2 separate regions of the Homo sapiens genome follow, and region 1 is linked to region 2. A link is a loop called in an ENCODE intact Hi-C map of the cell type or tissue named here. Cell type or tissue: heart left ventricle. All regions are shown on one strand. Links, peaks and the distances in the headings refer to the core of each region. The heading gives the core; the rest is flanking DNA.

Region 1 (2,877 bases), core at 378-2,877, 47 kb after region 2:
CTGTTGGGGAAAGGGTTAGTTGTCTTCAGTTGTATGCAAGATAACTGCATCATGTTGGGTGGGACTATGACTATGTTATCGTACTTATTTGGAGATTAAGTGTGGTTAAGGAGATGTGTGAGGGTGCCCAGATGACAAGGACTAGATGGTCAGTTTTTTATTTTTTTTGAGACAGAGTCTTGCCCTGTCGCCCAGGCTGGAGTGCAATAGTGTGATCTTGGCTCACTGCAACCTCTGCCTCCCAGGTTCAAACGATTCTCCTGCCTCAGCCTCCCGAGTAGCTGGGACTACAGGTGTGTGCCACCACACCCGGCTAATTTTTTGTATTTTTAGTAGAGTCGGGGTTTCACCGTGTTGGCCAGGCTGGTCTCGAACTCCTGACCTTGTGATCCGCCCGCCTCGGGCTCCCAAAGTGTTGGGATTACAGGCGTGAGCCACCGCCCCCGGCCCGATGGTCAGTTTTATGTGTCAACTTGGACGGGCTACAGTCCCAGTTATTCAAACACTCATCTAGCTGTCGCCATGGAAGTGTTTTGTAGATGTGATTAAAGTCCATAATCAGTTGACTTTAGATAAGGGAGATTATCCTACAAAATCGGGGGATTGGGTAAAAAACTGATTCAATTAGATAAATGGGCAAAACTGAGGCTCCCCTGAAGGAGAAATTCCTCCTAGGGACAGCGCTTCAGCCTTCCTTCTTGCCCTACATGCTCGGGCACTTCAAGGAAGAATAAGGGGAGGAATTTCCTGGGACACACAGCTGGCCATTTCCCAGTTTTCCAGTGTGGGGACTTGGGCTCAGCGTGAATCACAGAGGTATCCATGGTCCTAGGGTTTCCTTGCAGACGTGGGGTCCAGGACAGGAGGCCATGGAGTGCGAATGTGGGAACCATGGCACAGAAGATACTGGGTGGGGCAGTTCTCCAACCAGGCTGAGTCACTTGAGGCTTTCACACCCCAACATCTGAGCCTGGGCTGGTAGCTCCGCCCTGCACTTGCTCAGGCCTGAAGGCTGAGGCTGAGCTTCCTGAAGCTTCCAGGGAAGCAGGGAGTCTGAGGGGGCACTCCCTCCTTGAAGCCCCCTCCCCAGTGCCTGCTTCCCGGAGCTGGGGCTCAGGCGCCTGGGTTCTTCCCCAGGACTGATGATTCACCCCGGCTGGGGCCTTTTCACTTCTCCTTTGGGGCTAAAAATACTGGGACCCAGGCATCCAGCTGGGCCAGCCTTGCCACAAATTGCACAACGCCCCTCACTCAAGTTCCGCTGACGCAGGCTTGGGTGGGGGCCTGAGTTGCTCCCTGCTCAGACCTGTGGAGCTCAGAGCCTGGGCCCCTCCACTGCTCCTCTCCTAGGCCAAGGACCCTGGGGTCTGGGCTGACATGCGAGCCGCTGGGGGACTCTGGGCTTGGCTGTGGCCCCTGGAAATGAAGTCCCTTCCCTTAGCCCCAGATAACCCAGGGGTGCTGGCCCCCTGCATAGACACAGAGTCCCAGTTAGGAGCTGGGGATAGAAGACAGCTAAAGGGGACTAAGAGAGAGAGGTCAGAGTGAGAGAAATAGGACCATGGGGAGAAACACATTAACAGGAACAGAGAAACAAGGGAAAAAGAGACAGGATGAGAGAGACACAACTGTAATAGAGACACAGAGGAGTGGCACACAGAGACCACCTCCCAGCTGGAGACAGTCAGGAAGGACTGAGGGAGAGGGGACAGCCAGGGCTCCACACCCAGGCAAGAATGGGGGAGGGCCTGTGGAACAGAGAAGTCATCAACACACACAGTTCAAAGTCTACCCTAGGCTAGGAGGGGGAGCAGGAAGAAGGGGCAGGGACGCAGGGGCCCGGCCTGCGAGCTCCCTGTTGGCCTCTGCTGCCCCCTGCTGGCTCCCGCTGCGGTGCTCAGGCAGGAAGAGAGGAGGCTGCTGTGTTTAGGCCCAGGACGCTCTTCATTCCCTTTGCACACCACCCACCAACCACTGCCTGCCCCACTCCCTGTCCCCCACTTCACAGAGTGCCCCCAGGGCCAGCAGGTGGTGCGGGTGTCTTGCCCGTGACCTTGTTGGCACAGTCCAGCAGGGCGGTGTGAATGTCCTTGGCACAGGAAATCTGGGCTTTGATGACCGCCAGGTACTGTGGGTAGGGGAGGCTGTCAGGCTGCACTGCGTCGGGCTTGGTGGCTGTGGGCACCAACGTTGGAGAGTGCTTGGCACTGTCACAACTCTGTGACAGGCACTCATGCGCCAGGCGCTGTGGACAGGCAGGCAAGGGGACAGCATCAGCTCCACCCGAGGTCATTCTACCCCACCCCAAGGGCCAGCTGGGGGTTGTCGGCTTGGCCTCTGGATTTCCCAGGTCTTAGAGTCAGAGGTTGGCCCTGCCAGTCATTTGCTGGGGAACCTGGGGGCATGGCGGCTACTCTTCTCTGAGCCTCAGTTTCCTCCTTTGGAAAACGGGTTTAATAACCACCTCTTCCTACCTCATAAGGTGAGAACAGTGAGAGCAGGTGTATGAGACACAGGCACGGGTCCTGGCACACTGTTTAAAGTGCCAAGAACTGTTAGCTACTATCATTGTTACTGCCCTGGCTCCAGGCCTGGTGTTGGCAGTGGCATCTCACCCCTGGTTTTCTGCCTGCTTCTCTGGCTGCTCTAGGTACTACTTTCTTTTTTTTTTTTGAGATGGAGTTTCGGTTTTGTTGCCCAGGCTGGAGTGCAATGGCACGATCTCAGCTCACTGCAACCTCCGCCTCCCAGGTTCAAGTGATTCTCCTGCCTCAGCCTCCCGAGTAGCTGGGATTACAGGCACCCGCCACCACACCCGGCTAATTTTTTTTTTATTTTTAGTAGAGACAAGGTTTCACCACATTGGCCATGCTGGTC
Region 2 (2,898 bases), core at 133-2,632:
GTTGTGTTACCGAGATTGCTCTCAAACTTCTGGGCTCAAGTGATCCTCCCAGCTTGGCCTCTCAAATCCTCGTTAATCCCTGAACACGGCGGACACACTCCCATCTCTGCACCTGCTGGTCCCCCTCACTGGAACACTACACTTCCAGCTAACCACGACTCACTCCCTCACCTCCAACAAGTTTTTGCTCAAATGTCACCCCTCAGACTCATGCTGATGACCCTATTTCAAGAGCAACCAGGACTCTCCATTCCCCTTTTCTGTTCTTTTCTCCAGAGTACCTTCCAGCTTACTATATAGTTTATTCCTTGGCTATATTTATTTACATTCCCGAAGGCAGACATTTTTAAAATCTTTTTGTTTACTGGTGTACCCTAAGAGCAAAGAATTGCGCCTGGTACATAGTAGGCACTACAAATATAGTTATGGAATGACTAGACATAACTAAAAAAAAAAACTAATGCTAAGTGCTTACTATATGCACACAGAGTAAACTTTCAAAACATCACCTGTTATCTCACTGGACCTGACCCATTTCTGGCCTCCAGAACCTGTCCCTTTGCTTGACTTCGACTTGCCTAATTCTCTATCTCTTGAGACAATCTGGGAGTTCCCAGAAGCCAGAGCCCGCTGTGAACCCCTCGAGCCTCCCACAGGGGCCTTTCTGCCCGGAGTCCTGTCCCCAGACGCAATGTCTCCCCCAGCGCCCCAGCCACAGACCTCGGCCTCCTCGCCGTCACTGCTGCGCTCGCTGTCCTCCTCCTCGGAAAAGTTGCTGTCCTCGCTGTCCGACATCTTCCGCTGCTGCTGGGAAAGACAGCAGCCTTGGCGCGTCCCACAATCCTGCGCTCCACCCCGAGCCTCAGTTTCCCCGCTGGTTCCCTGGGAGAAGAAAACCCCTTAGGGCGCTTCCGGCAGGCTCGTTTTGGCAATCGCGAAGCGGAGTGAGGACCCCCTCCTACGCCACATGCTAGACCTCCCCAGTTTCCGAATCTGTTCTCTACACCTCCCCGGCGCCCGGAACTGCCACCTCTGCACACGCACTTACCTCTCGGGCTCCACCTCCGCCTTCGGTACCAGCTGCTGTTCGCACGACGCCTGACTGGGGCTGACGGGTCCTCTCGCGAGAACCTACCCGTTGACCTCGCCTAACACGAGATTTCCGGGGCTGGCACGGGCGACGCACTTCCAGGTCGCCATCTTGAGAGAGGCAGGGCTGGCCTGGGCGGAGTGCGGGGCCGACATCTGCGGAGGGTTAGGAGGGGAAAGGTTTTTTCTACCCGCCGGCTCGGCGACCAGGCTGAAACTCATGTTTGAATTTAGTGAGCCGTTTGTTCGTTAGTCCGGAACACTAGCGCGGTAGGCCAAGCTGCGAGGAGGCGGCGAAATCAGCGAATAGCAAATTATAAAAGAAACAAGGCTTTATCTCCTAGGCCCTCTAAAGCATCCCCAGGAGATCCGTATCCCCGTTTTGGAGAGAACGCTGAAGCTCAGAAAAACTCAGTGGAAAGCGGCAGACCCAAGCCTCCTCGCCAAGTCTGAGTGACCGTGAAGCCCTGGTTTTTCCTTCTTTTTCTTTCTTTTTGTACTTTTTTTTTTTTTTTGGTAGAGTCGGGCTGTTGCCCGGCCTGGTCTCAAACTCCTCTAACTCAAACTAAAAAGCCATCCTCCGGCCTCGTCCTGCCAAAGTGCTGAGATCACAGGCATAACCTGCCGCGCCCGGCCCAAGTCCCTATTTTTCTTTCCAGGCTTCCTAAGTTCATTTAAAGGCGAATTTATCTATTAGTAATGACGGCTGACGAGTGATGGCAGAGTGGACAGGTGTAATGGAGAGATGAAAAATGAACCTTCGCCTGTAATCCCAGCGCTTTGGGAGGCTGAGGCGGGAGGATCACCTGAGGCCAGGTATTTGAGACTAGCATGGGCAACAAATTGAGACCCCATGTATCCAATTTTTGTGTTTTTTTTAATGTGGTGTGGTGGCGTGTGCCTGTGGTCCCTGCTACTCCAAAGGCTAAGGTGGGAGGATCACTTGAACCCATGTTGAGGCTTCAGTGAGCTATGATTGCACCACTGCACTCCAGACTGGGTAATAGAGACCCTGTCTCTAAAAAAAAAAAAAAAAAAAAATTAAAACTTAAATTTTTAAAAATTGAAAAATTAACCTGATAGGGGAAATTTTAAAAATCAGAAGTCTATGTCAGTCGCGGTGGCTCATGCCTGTAATCCCAACACATTGGGAGGCCGGGGCGGGCAGATTGCCTGAGGTCAGGAGTTCGAAACCAGTCTGGCCAACATGGTGAAACCCCGTCTCTACTAAAAATACAAAAAAATTAGCCGGGCGTGGTGGCATGTGCCTGTGATTCTAGCTACTCGGGAGGCTGAGGCAGGAGAATGGCGTGAACCCAGGAGGCGGAGCTTGCAGTGAGCCGAGATCGCGCCACTGCACTCCAGCCTGGGCGAGAGTGAGACTCAGTCTCAAAAAAAAAAAAAAAAAAAAGAAGCCTCAGGACACATTGGTAAAATTTCTCACATAAGTATGACACACCTGGGCCGGGCGCGGTGGCTCACGTCTGTAATCCCAGCACTTTGGGAGGCCGAGGCGGGTGGATCACGAGGTCAGGAGACCGAGACCATCCTGGCTAACACGGTGAAACCCCATCTCTACTAAAAATACAAAAAAAAATTAGCTGGGCGTGGTGGCGGGCGCCTGTAGTCCCAGCTACACGTAAGGCTGAGGCAGGAGAATGGCGTGAACCCGGGAGGCCGAGCTTGCAGTGAGCCGAGATCGTGCTACTGCACTCCAGCCTGGGCAACAGAGCTAGACTCCATCTCAAAAAAAGAAAGGATTCTCCACCGGGCGCGGTGGCTCACGCCTGTAATCCCAGCACTTTGGGA

The links. A loop is a pair of places that touch in the nucleus more often than their neighbours do. Peaks named below come from ENCODE experiments on the same cell type or tissue, not always from the same donor. Only the 100,000 strongest peaks of a DNase experiment are listed, where the experiment ranks them.
Region 1: a loop joins it to region 2, with 2.0 times the contacts of the local background. A loop is called at or near these places in 31 of 110 quality-filtered maps.

Annotation. Positions count from the first base shown.
Region 1 is chr19:39,396,825-39,399,701 of GRCh38, reverse strand. MED29 (mediator complex subunit 29) reads right to left here. Exons shown (of 4, transcript NM_017592.4): 4 at 1-2,245. The coding sequence ends at 2,003. Among named protein-coding and RNA genes, the nearest start is that of MED29, 6.9 kb to the right of the region's middle. RefSeq lists an enhancer at 1,332-1,381. In heart left ventricle, for the core only: a CTCF peak has its summit at 1,875 (motif pointing left); DNase peaks (open chromatin) are centred at 1,141 and 1,871; H3K4me3 peaks cover 461 bases; H3K27ac peaks cover 1,894 bases.
Region 2 is chr19:39,443,788-39,446,685 of GRCh38, reverse strand. It overlaps SUPT5H (SPT5 homolog, DSIF elongation factor subunit), which reads right to left and starts at 1,104. Exons shown (of 30, transcript NM_001111020.3): 1 at 1,049-1,104; 2 at 721-882. The coding sequence starts at 795. RefSeq lists enhancers at 675-894, 267-1,063, 1,035-1,304, 1,064-1,861. In heart left ventricle, for the core only: no CTCF peak of the experiment used is centred there; DNase peaks (open chromatin) are centred at 725 and 1,165; H3K4me3 peaks cover 2,261 bases; H3K27ac peaks cover 1,691 bases.